Regions from separate parts of the Homo sapiens genome. Here all the other regions are linked to region 2. A link is a contact called in ENCODE Hi-C or POLR2A ChIA-PET data. All regions are on one chromosome and are shown on one strand. Each heading gives the region's core, a stretch centred on a gene start or an enhancer-like site at or near the end of the contact. The rest is flanking DNA. Distances are from core to core; before and after follow the strand shown. Region 1 holds the start of TCF12-DT (TCF12 divergent transcript). Region 2 holds the start of TEX9 (testis expressed 9). Region 3 holds the start of LINC00926 (long intergenic non-protein coding RNA 926). Region 4 overlaps TCF12 (transcription factor 12).

Region 1 (2,700 bases), core at 158-2,657, 550 kb before region 2:
ACTTCTAGCAGGTCCTAGGGCAGAGGAAACGGGCTCAGCGAGAGACCACCGAGGCCCAAAGTGTGTGAGGGAACAGAGAGAGGTACTGGGGAAGATTACGCAAGAGCGCTGGGGGCGCCGGGATGACTTCCAGGACCCCGACTCGCTCCCACCGCGGCGCGAGCAAGGGGCGGGAGGGCTCAGTGCCCGCGCCGGGTCCCGGAATCCACGCGTTCCTCGCCGCGGCCCGAGATCGACGCGGCGGCTCCCGCAACTCGCCGCCTCTCCCCCAAGTTTCCGAGCCAGTCTCTGCCACCTCCTCGGCGCCCCCTGCTCCGCGCCGCCGCCGGGTGCTCCGCGCGCCGGGCCCGGCCGCGGCTGGGGTCTCGAGGAGCGGGGTGAGGGGCAATTCGGCGTCCAGCGAGCGGAGCGGCGGCGAGCGGAGATGCGAAGTGACTCACTCGCTCGGCAACAATAGAACTGACAAGTTGCAGGGAACGCGCCGCTCGCAGGCCCGCGTCTGCGGCCGCCGCCGCCCGGACGTCCCCGGCGGGCCCAGGAGGTCGGAAAGCACCCCCAGCTCATCCAAGGGGCGTTTTTAAACAGAAAACAGAAACCCCGACAACTAGTCTCGCTCTCGGCCGGCGTCCTCCTCCCCAGGCTCGGCCTCCTCCCACTTTTGCTGCCCTGCCCCGGACCTGCCGAACAATGAGCCTGGCTCCGCGGCCGAAGCCGCCCGATCTCCCGCGCGCCCCGGAGCCTGGGCGCCGGCCCGAGTCGGGCACCGAACGGGGCGCACAGGCCGAGCGCGCCGCCAGCGGGCCTGAGCGCCCGCGACTCGAGCCTCCGCCCCCACTCCGCTCCCCAACTTGGAGGGGACCCCGGGTTTCGCGCTGTACAAAGGGGCGCGGAGTTGAGGCGGGGGACGGGGGCGCCCCCACTCCGGCAGGGACGCGGCGGCGCCCCGCAGCCCCCAGCCCCGCCGCGCCGCCCCACTCCCGCTCGCTAGCCCGCAATTACCTGCCGCCCCGTCTCCGCATCCAACCACCCCGATTAAAGTTCACTTTGGCCGGGAGAACGGGCTTGGGCTTCCCCTTGCACCGCCCAGCGGCTCGGTTCACTTTGCCCCGCACGAGCTCTCGGGTCTGGGAGGGGGAGGCGGCTTTCGGGCCTGGCCGCCCCTTCCTCCCGGGGCGGGCTGTCGGTCCCCCCGAATAGAACTTGTGGGTCTCTTCAGGCGGACATTTTTTTCGCTGAGGCGGCCTCACCACCGCGCTCGGCTCGCCTCCGGATCCCTCCGCGCCGGGAAGAGCCGCGGGTTAACCCTTCCCTCCCCGACCCGCTCCGCCGCCTAGGAAGTGGGGCCGGCAGAGGGGGCGGGGAGGAGCTGTCGGGGACTGGGAGGAGCCGCACCGCGGCGGGTGGACAAAGCCCGCGGTCGGGTGAGGCGGGACGGAGTTGGGGCCGGTGGGGAGGGGCATGAGGCGCTCGCAGGCACCTCGAGAAGCAGGCCCCGACCGCTCGCCGACGAAGCCTCGTCCGGGCCTCCTGGGAGCGGGGTGGCAGGTACCGTGGCGCCTCCTCGCGTTGGTCTTGCTGGTTCTCGGCCCCCGAAGCGGAGCGACGGAGACACAGCTGTGGAAGCATCTGGATCCGCTGCCCAGGTCCCCGAGCTTCCCGGAACCCGAGGCCGCAGGACACTGAAGGCTGCCATTCCCGAGTAGGTCACGCTGGACGCCACCCTAAGCTGGGCCCAGAGGCTCCCGTCCAGGAGGGCTGCAGTCGGCGCAGACACCGCGCGTGTGGAGACGGGAGACCCATCCTCCTCGGCCGTTCCGAGAGTAGGCGCGGCCGGTCAGATTCGATGCAGAGCCGAATGCGGGAGAAAGGGCAAAACGTACCTCAAACCAGACAAAGCCTTGTGAGCTTCAGGTTCTCAAATACCCCACTCACCCAGACCCCACATCTCCAGTCAGCCCCTCGCACCCAAATCCCATTCGGAGCAACCGAACTGCACGTGGGACTAGTTCTTGGGAATGGATCAAGCCAGTCTCTTCATCTAACGGAGACAGCCCTGGGTGGCTCTGTCACACAGCCACTGTCTTGTGCACAAGTTCTGAACTTGGCCTCAGAGAAGCCCCAGAGTAGAAAGAAGACAAAATAAGCCCCAGTTCTTCGATTCTGGGCTGAAGTGAGATTTTCTTGAATGGCAGCCATTGTTTTGCCTCTTAGGTAAGTGAGTGCAGTAAAGACCGGTAAGGCCCACGCAGAAGAAACACTGAGGAAAGAAGACACTTCCAAAGTAACAAATGGGAGGAAGCAGCCAACGCCCGAGGACAACATGGCAAGAAGGAGCCTTTGGATTCCGGACTGGGATGGAAAGAGAGGTAGATTCAGCTACCATATGCCATTACTGTAGTTAGTACAGTTGTCTCTATATCCGTGGGATTGGTTCCCAGACTCTGGATTTTCTAAGATGTTCAAGTCTCTTACATAAAAATGGTGTGTTTCCCCATATACTTTAAATCATATCTAGATTACTTATAAAACCTAATACAATGCAAATGCTATGTGAATAGTTGTTAAGGTGTATTTAGGAAATAATCATCCAAAGAAATCTCTATATTTTCAGTACATTTTCAGGCTATATTTTAGGCTCTATATTTTCATGTATTTTCAGGCCTGGTAAGCCTAACTACATTTTTTGTTTTCAGTTGATTG
Region 2 (2,700 bases), core at 199-2,698:
TCTTCCTACTTGCTGTGGTAAATTGGTCTGTGTATAGTTCACCTAAACACAGTACCTTTCAGTTTTAATTTCAAATATGCTTATAGATCATATGTAGATCATACGATAACTCTAGTTTAACCCTCTGATACAAACTGCCAACTATTTCCAAATTTTAATCTAGTTATTTTATATTAAAACGGAAGGGAGTTGTTAAAAGGCACTTTTTTATAAGGGTATGTATGATGGCAAATAAAACAGACATCGCCTCTGCCCTTGGAACTTACAGTCCAGTGGAGACAGACAAAAAGGAAATTCACAAATGAATTTATTGTAACAAATTATGCTAATTAGAAAGAAAAATCACTGAGACAATGAAAAAGACCAACAAGGGAGCCTACTTAGCATGGTCAAGGAAGGCCACTCACATTACAGGTTGAAGGCGTGTGTGACTGTCTCTTTCCTGAGATAGAAAGAAAACCTGGAAGAGTTTTTGGAACTAAAAGGCCAGTGAAGCTGGAGAGTTTTAGGGGGAAAAGGGGAAGAGGGAATAAGATCAAATAGAGGAGGCAGGAGGAGCCACATCGATCAGAGCTTTTGAAATGCAACAGGAAACTACTGTAGAATTTTAAGCAAAGGCATGGTAGATCAAATTAAAAGATTACACTGGCTGCTGTGTGAAAACTTGGGGATGAGGAGTAGAATGGGCCAAGAATGAAAGCACCGTTGTCAGGATAGTTGTAATTACACTGAGAACAGATAAGAAAAGGAATATTTGAACGAGAATGGTAATTCTGATTGCAGTGGGAAGCATCCTTTCAATTTAGAAACCAACCTAAAGGAAATTTACACAAGGTAAACTCTATGAACTTGATATTAAGCGAAATAACCTAAACTATCAAGTGAACTAACTATTCGTGGCAATTCCTGCTACCCAAATAACTTCCAACAGTATCTTGCTGTTTACTTGGGCTACGTTTTAAATTAAACAACATGCTTACTTGGGCTAAATTTTCGCCCACTTCAAATATCTTCTAATACGCAGGCGAACTACTCAGATCAAAGACAAAGAAAGGATAAACGGCAGGTGAACGAGATGACGAGAAGGGAATGCTGCAGAGTGAGTGGTCCCGAAGATCCAGCCAGTCTCCAGAAAAAAGTACTTGTAAGCAGCCTCATTCAGATGAAAGAAAGAAGGAAAAGTTCAACCGCCGAATTTCTTACTTATATTCTTCCTCCAAGGCGAGGAGGTCGGGTCCAGGTGTAGAGGGTTGCTGAACGGGTGGCGGGAACGGAGTCCCTGGAACGCTGCTTCTCTGTAAAAGAGCCACAGACTTTCAGACCCGAAGTTAAAGGAAGTTAGGCGTCCTAGTCGCCGGAACCCAGACGCTCCCCAGGAGCCTGGAGTTGAACTGACCGTGAGACACAGACTTCGCCCCGCCATCTTCGGCGACTGCGACGCGGTTACCGAGGCAACGACGCATCTTCCCGCGAGAGTTTCCACATCCCGGTTGCCTCCCGCCCGGGCGCCTACGCCTTCCCACTCTCAGGTTCTGTGCTGCGAGCGGCGCGAGCCTCTGGCAGCGGGCTCGGCCTTTGCTCGCAGCACTCGGCGCTGTCCCAGGAACCCAGGAAGGCTTCCTAACTGCAAATTCGACTTAGTTAGTGCAAATTCTCAACTTGTGGGGGTTGAAAGAGTTTCAGCCAAAACAGGCAGGTCCTTTGCCGCTACTCTATAGAAAGCAAGCTGGTGAGGCAATCCCTCCCTGTTGTGCTTTTCAAACCGTTAGTGGCTAATCCGACCTTCACCCCGTTTGCTTAAAGTGAGCTCTTCAGTGGAATTCAGAAGTTTTGATTTCTAATTTTTGTTTACAGCATGCATGGCTAAGACTCAGGCTCTCAAGTTAGTCAACCTAAATTATTATCCTGGCACTGCCACTTACCAGTTATATGGCCTTGGGCAAATCACTCTGTATATCGGCCACTTCATTTGTCAAATGGAAGTGAGAATAGTGCCCACTTCACAGTTATTATGAGAAGCAAATGAATTCGTGCTTAGGATCATGCCTGAAACACGTAAGCGGTTAACAATTTCAATTGTTTTGGAATAAAATTGACATCCAAAAATAAACCGTGATATGATGTATGGTCATCTGATCTTTAGAAAGGGTGCAAGACCATTCAATGGGAAAATAATTGTCTTCAACAGATGGGGAGACAACTGGATATCCAAATGCAATTAGACCCTTAACTTCACACCATATACAAAAATTAAAATGTATCAAAGACCTAAACTTAGGAGCTAAAACTCTAAAGCTCTTCAAAGAAACTGTTGGTGTAAATCTTTATGACCTTGAATTACAATTCTGAGAATCCTTGATGGATTCTTAGATATGACACCAAAAGCAGTAGCAAAAAAAAAAAAAAAGAAAAGAAAAAAGAGGCTGGGCACAGAGGCTCATGCCTGTAATCCAAGCACTTTGGGAGGCCAAGGCGGGTGGATCACCTGAGGTTGGGAGTTCAAGACCAGCCTGACCAATATGGAGAAACCCCGCCACTCCTAAAAAAAAAAAATTAGCCGGGTGTGGTGGCTCATGCCTGTAATCCCAGCTACTGGGGAGGCTGAAGCAGGAGAATCGCTTGAACCTGGGAGGCAGAGGTTGCGGTGAGCTGAGATTGCACCATTGCGCTCCAACCTGGTCAACAAGAGCGAAATTCCAT
Region 3 (2,700 bases), core at 165-2,664, 930 kb before region 2:
GTCCCCCAGACCAATATTTGTGATTGCAAAACCACTGCTCCTATTATTAGCATGACTGGCTCTGTCACCACAGTCAGGTCCTCCCTGACTTGGGCCCTCTCTGGGTTAACTTCTCCCTCCTTAGGTCCCAGCATCCTGTGTCCTCACCCTGGAGAGCATATGCTACAATACCTTAAAATTTCTCACCACCTTCTTGGCCTCTACTGCTGGTCTGAGTGGTGGCCATCTTCAGATCTCCTTTGGCACCCAGTACCCCACATGTTTTAGGGATGAGGGAGAAGAAGCAGGGGGTGCCAGAGCTCAGCTTCAGCTCTTCCTGGCAGGGAACTGGAGCTCGAGACTGAAATGTATTTTGTTACTTTATTTATTCAGAGATGGAGTCTCGCTCTCTCACCCAGGCTGGAGTGCAATGGCGCAATCTTGGCTCACTGCAACCTCTGCCTCTGAGGCTCAAGCGATTCTCCTCCCTCACCCTCCTGAGTAGGTGGGATTACAGGGGCCTGCCACCATGCCCAGCTACAATTTTTTTTTTTGTTTTATTTTCTAGGGGAGATGGGGTTTCACCACGTTGGCCAGGCTGGTTTCAAACTCGTGACCTCAAGTAATCCGCCTGCCTTAGCCGCCCAAAGTGCTGGGATTGCAGGCATGAGCAGCCGAGTCTGGCCTATTTTGTTACTTTAACTTATTATGAAAGTTTCCTAATGCACATGAAAGTAGGTGAGAATCAAAATTAAACTTTCATGTATCTTCGTCTAGTTTCACTAATTATCAACATTCTGACATTCTCACTTTGTCTACCATGTACTTTTGGCTAGAATATTTAAAAAATAAATGACCAGTATCATATGACTTACCCGTAAACACTTCAAAATATGAGCTTGAGATGTAGAATCACTGATTTTGGGGTTAAATGAACCTCAAAAGTCCTCCTGTGTTCAAATGGGCCTGGGCTTGGAAGCTCTGCAGTGGGTGCCCGGCTCTTGGAGACCCCGGCCACAGCGGGAGGGGGATACAACGTGGATGCTGGAATCAGCTCTCTGCCTGGATCCTGGGAAAACGCCCCCTGGAGTGATTGGCTTAGTTCTTCTTGGGCCCATCACAGTTCATCCAAGTAATCCACTTGCTTCCTGTTCTCCAACTCCTCTGTCACGTGCAGCCATTTCATCTTCACACCACACCCTTGTGATTTAGGGAGTATCATCTCCATCACGCCTGTAATCCCAGCACTTTGGAAGGCCAAGGAGGGCAGATCACGAGGTCAGGAGTTTGAGACCAGCCTGACCAACATGGTGAAACCTCGTCCCTACTAAAAATACAAAAATTAGCTGGGAGTGGTGGCGGGCGCCTGTAATCCCAGCTACTCAGGAGGCTGAGGCAGGAGAATTGCTTGAACCCAGGAGGCGGAGGTTGCAATGAGCCGAGATCACGCCACTGCACTCCAGCCTGGGTGACAGAGCGAGACTCTGTCTCAAAAAAAAAAAAAAAAATTTCCCCCACCCCTTATTATTTGCATATTACAAGCAAACCAGTTTATGCTCGGAGAGGCTAAGTGACTTGCCCAGGGTTACCCAGGTAGTGGAGGGAGAAGCAGAATTCCCACCCAGCTCTGCTGAACTCCGATGCCCTAGCTTGCCTGGTGGCACCCACAACCGGCCCTCAGTGTCCACTTCTGAGTTTAGCCTGGGCAAGAGACTGGTCCATAAACGACTTCCTGCCCAGTGGTAAACAGTGGAAGGCAGGCTCCTGTGTTTCTCGTGGTTGGTGGTAATCGCTGCTTTTGCAAAGTGGCTTTTGGGGAGGAGAGGTTTTAGGAAGTGTGTTAAATGAGGGGGGAAGTGTTACTTGGGGGTTTCCCAGCACTCAACACGCACACTGCAGGGGCTGCCCTCCCCCGCAGCACACTGGGAGAGCCTGTCCTCCAGCGCTGCCCACGCCCGGCCGTGGGTCTCATTCCCCACTGGATCTCCTGTCTTTGATGTCAAATATACCCAATTCATCTCTTTCATATCACTACAAAGGAGCCTCCTAATTACTCTGTTTAGACAGCCTCTTCTCCAAATATTAAACATTTGGTCTTCCCAGGCCCCCCAAGCATTTAATATCATCAAGGTTGTTGCGAAATCCACTTTTCCCCCAACTGGTGGGCAGATTCCTTTCTCTCTCCATTCCCAGCCTCCCTGGGCAGATCTGGACAAGTCACCCCACATATTCTTTTCCCAAGCAGGCTGCCCTTGGGACACAGCCCTTTTCTTCTGGTGAGAGGGTCGGAGCAGTGGGGTGGACCTTGAGCGTTTTCTTGAATCTCAGCCCTGTTGGGAAGCCCTGGAGAAGCCTTGGGGAGACCCAAGGACTCAGGGGTGACCTGTCATGCCTGACGCAGGTATGTGGGGCATCTCCACCTTTGGTGGTGGCAGGCCCAGCACCAAGTCCAGAACGTTTGCTGGCTGGTGGGGAAACAGAGACTTCCTGGTTCCAGATCAGAAACTGCCTTGAGTAGCTGCATCTCTCCAGACACCAGATGCTCGGTACCTGAGGCTCCCATAGCCTCTCCTCCTTCAAAAGAAAGAAAGAAAAAAAAAAGCACTCTAATCCTGGAACCCGTCCCCATCCCGAACCTCCACGGCCTTGCCACCGCTTCCTTAGGTAGAGAAGTCGGCTCACATTTCTTCCTACTCAACAGCTGCTAGTGTTCGCCCTTCT
Region 4 (2,700 bases), core at 186-2,685, 920 kb before region 2:
ATCAAATTCCAGACTTTCAGTTCAAAATGAGACAGCCACGAAACTGACCAAATGAAACTGCACTTGATATTTTTTTCTGTTCCACACCCCGCACTCATCTGCCTTTACTTACTACCTTTAATCTGTTGATAAAATTGGGAAAAAAACTACATACTGCTGAAAGCAGATTATAAAAATGAAGTTACCAGCTGGGCGAGGTGGCTCATGCCTGTAATCCTAGCACTTTGGGAGGCTGAGGCGGGTGGATCACCTGAGGTTAGGAGTTCGAGACCAGCCTGGCCAACATCGTGAAATCCCATCTCTACTAAAAATACAAAAATTAGCCGGGCATGGTGGTGCACACCTGTAATCCCAGCTAGTCTACTCGGGAGGCTGAGGCAGGAGAATTGCTGGAACCTGGGAAGCAGAGACTGCAGTTAGCTGAGATCGTGCCACTGCACTCCAGCCTGGGCAACAGAGCGAGACTCTGTCTTGAGGAAAAAAAAAAAAAATCACAAGGAACTGAATTATGTTTAGTCCATGAAAAGGAAGATATAAAGAACAGTCTTTGAACAAGTAAAATTCCACCAGAGAGAAGGGCATTCTGGCTCTAACATATATAATAACTTCCCATTCATTAATAGATTCTAGAGGGTGTTAACTGATGTGCTTGCAAGTGGGGAAGAAGCATCATATCATAAACTTGCATTATTGATCCAAATACAAGTGATAACTTTTTCATGTATAAAGGCTTCATGACAAAAAGCTAGATAATTGGCAGAAAACTGGTTGATGATATAGTCAGCATTTCTGAATAAAGAAATGAAGAACATGAGTGGTAACAAGAGCGTTTTCTGACGGTTGAGTCATTGTACTATTTCTTCTTGGATCAGGAAGATACTCATGTAAGAGAGTACACATGATGACTCCGAACAGAAGAACCAAAGTCACAAGATACTGCCACACTTTGAAGAAAATGGCAATTTGCTATAAAATGACACTGGCTCTCTAAGTCTGATAATGTAACAGAAAGACAAACTGTTATATTTCAAATTACATGTGACCTTTACAATGGCCACTGCTCACTAGAGAATTCTGTTCAAAGATTCTAACCCAGTTTAAGATGAATCTTAAGGTTATTTCCTTGCTGTTTCTTTTCAAACCCGTACTTACCTGGCTGATGTTTACATATGACCCATAGGGTTGGTAGTTTCACTAAGCCCAGGATGGGTTCCTGGCAGTGTGGTTGGCGGCTCTGCCGATACGGCAGAAACTTTTTCTTCTTCCCTTCTCTTAAGGCAGGCTGCTTTGGGGTTAAGGTTCCTCTCTAAAACAGGGGGAAAGAATTTTTATCACTATGGTTTTAAGTTATGAATTAGGTCTCAAGCTGAACAAATTGCTGTTGTTTTGTGTAACTTCATTCCCATACTAAGTACCATCACATAGAAGAAACAATGTGCTCACATAAAACCTCAGCATTGAACTGAGCCTCCAGATTTATACTTCTAAGTGACCATCTTGTGTTTTCTTCATTTTTTGCTTATGATTTAGTTTTCTAGGGTTTGATTTGATTTAAATCAAAATGCTACTCTTCACTCAAACATTTTGGCAAATGCTGTTGTTATTAGGCTACCAAGTCTCTTCAATGTCCTACTAAGACACGGTACACTGAATTGACATGAATGCTGACATCTTGTACTTAGAGAGAGACACCTGTGCTTTATCTAAAATGTTACCAGTTCAGAAAAGGATAAAGTAAGAGATATCCTCAGCTATTCCTCTAAAGCAGTGGTCCCCAACCTTTTTGGCACCAGGGACTGGTTTCGTGGAAGACAATTTTTCCATGAACTGGGTGCGGGGGGCTGGGGGGAAGGGGGCAGGGATGGTTTCAGGATGATTTCAGCACATTACATTTATTGTGCACTGTATTTCTATTATTATTACATTGTACTATAAAATGAAATAATTATACAACTCACCATTAAGTCAGTGGGAGCCCTGAGCCTGTTTTCATGAAACTAGATGGTCCCATCTGGGGGTGATGGGACAGAATGACACATCAGGCATTAGATTCTCATAAGGAGCAAGCAACCTAGATCCCAGATCCCTTGCATATGTAGTTCACAATAGGGTTCATGCTCCTATGAGAATCTAATGCTGCCGCTGATCTGACAGGATGTGGAGATGCAAATGATGGGGAGTGTCGGTAAATACAGATGAAGCTTTGCTGGATTGCTCTCTGCTCACCTCCTGCGGTGCAGCCAGCCCGTTCGTTCGTAACAGGCCACTGGTACTGGTCCGTGGCCCAGGGGTTGGGGACCCCTCTTCTATAGGAAATGTGCCAATTCGAGGGAGAAGGATAGATAGGTGGAGCACATCTTACTTTTCTACTTTGATATGTATGTGAAACAAGATGAATGAGTTGGTCTTTCTATTGCTGGAGGTGTTATTAAAAGGGTGGTAAAAACCTCTGCTGCTTCTTATAAAAGATAGCAAACAAGACTGCGTGGGATCTGTGACACGGGCATTTTCAAAAGAGGTTAAAGAATAAGCTGAGAGGTACAAGGATCGCTTGAGCCCAAGAGTTGTCAAGGCTGCAGTGATCGTGCCACTGCACTCTAGCCTGGATGACAGAGCAAGACCCTGTCTCAAAAAAAAAAAAAAAAAGAATAGGGTGCTACTGTGAGAAATAAAGGGAAAGAATATCCATCAGATCAAAAA

Evidence for each region. A loop is a pair of places that touch in the nucleus more often than their neighbours do. ChIA-PET counts read pairs that join two places held with the same protein, here RNA polymerase II (POLR2A). Pooled maps may share reads with other maps.
Region 1: a pooled map shows a loop between it and region 2 (8-fold over the local background). The contact joins the promoter of TCF12-DT here to the promoter of TEX9 in region 2. A Hi-C loop is called at or near these places in 1 of 168 maps with a recorded cell type or tissue (OCI-LY7), 1 of 37 single-sample maps with no recorded cell type and 7 of 50 pooled maps. POLR2A ChIA-PET finds 5 or more read pairs at or near these places in 2 of 52 experiments (OCI-LY7 and activated naive CD4-positive, alpha-beta T cell).
Region 3: a loop to region 2 is called in a map of B cell, with 9 times the contacts of the local background. The contact joins the promoter of LINC00926 here to the promoter of TEX9 in region 2. A Hi-C loop is called at or near these places in 1 of 168 maps with a recorded cell type or tissue (B cell), 3 of 37 single-sample maps with no recorded cell type and 2 of 50 pooled maps.
Region 4: a loop to region 2 is called in a map of B cell, with 3 times the contacts of the local background. The contact joins the enhancer-like site here to the promoter of TEX9 in region 2. A Hi-C loop is called at or near these places in 1 of 168 maps with a recorded cell type or tissue (B cell), 4 of 37 single-sample maps with no recorded cell type and 4 of 50 pooled maps.

The regions. Positions count from the first base shown.
Region 1 is chr15:56,917,206-56,919,905 of GRCh38, reverse strand. TCF12-DT (TCF12 divergent transcript) reads left to right here and starts at 1,407. Exons shown (of 4, transcript NR_015419.2): 1 at 1,407-2,366; 2 at 2,694-2,700. It overlaps TCF12 (transcription factor 12), which reads right to left and starts at 1,262. Exons shown (of 21, transcript NM_207037.2): 1 at 1,000-1,262; 2 at 1-14. RefSeq lists silencers at 223-662, 713-1,002, 1,093-1,142, 1,313-1,442, 1,963-2,102.
Region 2 is chr15:56,364,174-56,366,873 of GRCh38, reverse strand. It overlaps TEX9 (testis expressed 9), which reads right to left and starts at 1,448. Exons shown (of 12, transcript NM_001395496.1): 1 at 1,397-1,448; 2 at 1,204-1,295. The coding sequence starts at 1,423. RefSeq lists enhancers at 1,155-1,204, 1,745-1,794, 1,805-1,984.
Region 3 is chr15:57,299,079-57,301,778 of GRCh38, reverse strand. LINC00926 (long intergenic non-protein coding RNA 926) reads right to left here and starts at 1,414. Exons shown (of 3, transcript NR_024433.1): 1 at 855-1,414.
Region 4 is chr15:57,281,051-57,283,750 of GRCh38, reverse strand. TCF12 (transcription factor 12) reads right to left here. Exons shown (of 21, transcript NM_207037.2): 20 at 1,153-1,306. The coding sequence ends at 1,164. Among named protein-coding and RNA genes, the nearest start is that of SNORD13D, 3.7 kb to the right of the region's middle. Within about 2 kb of position 1,435, at least 2 of the 41 ENCODE cell types and tissues checked have a DNase peak (open chromatin) inside an H3K27ac peak, as active enhancers do; they include B cell, where a contact is called at or near this core.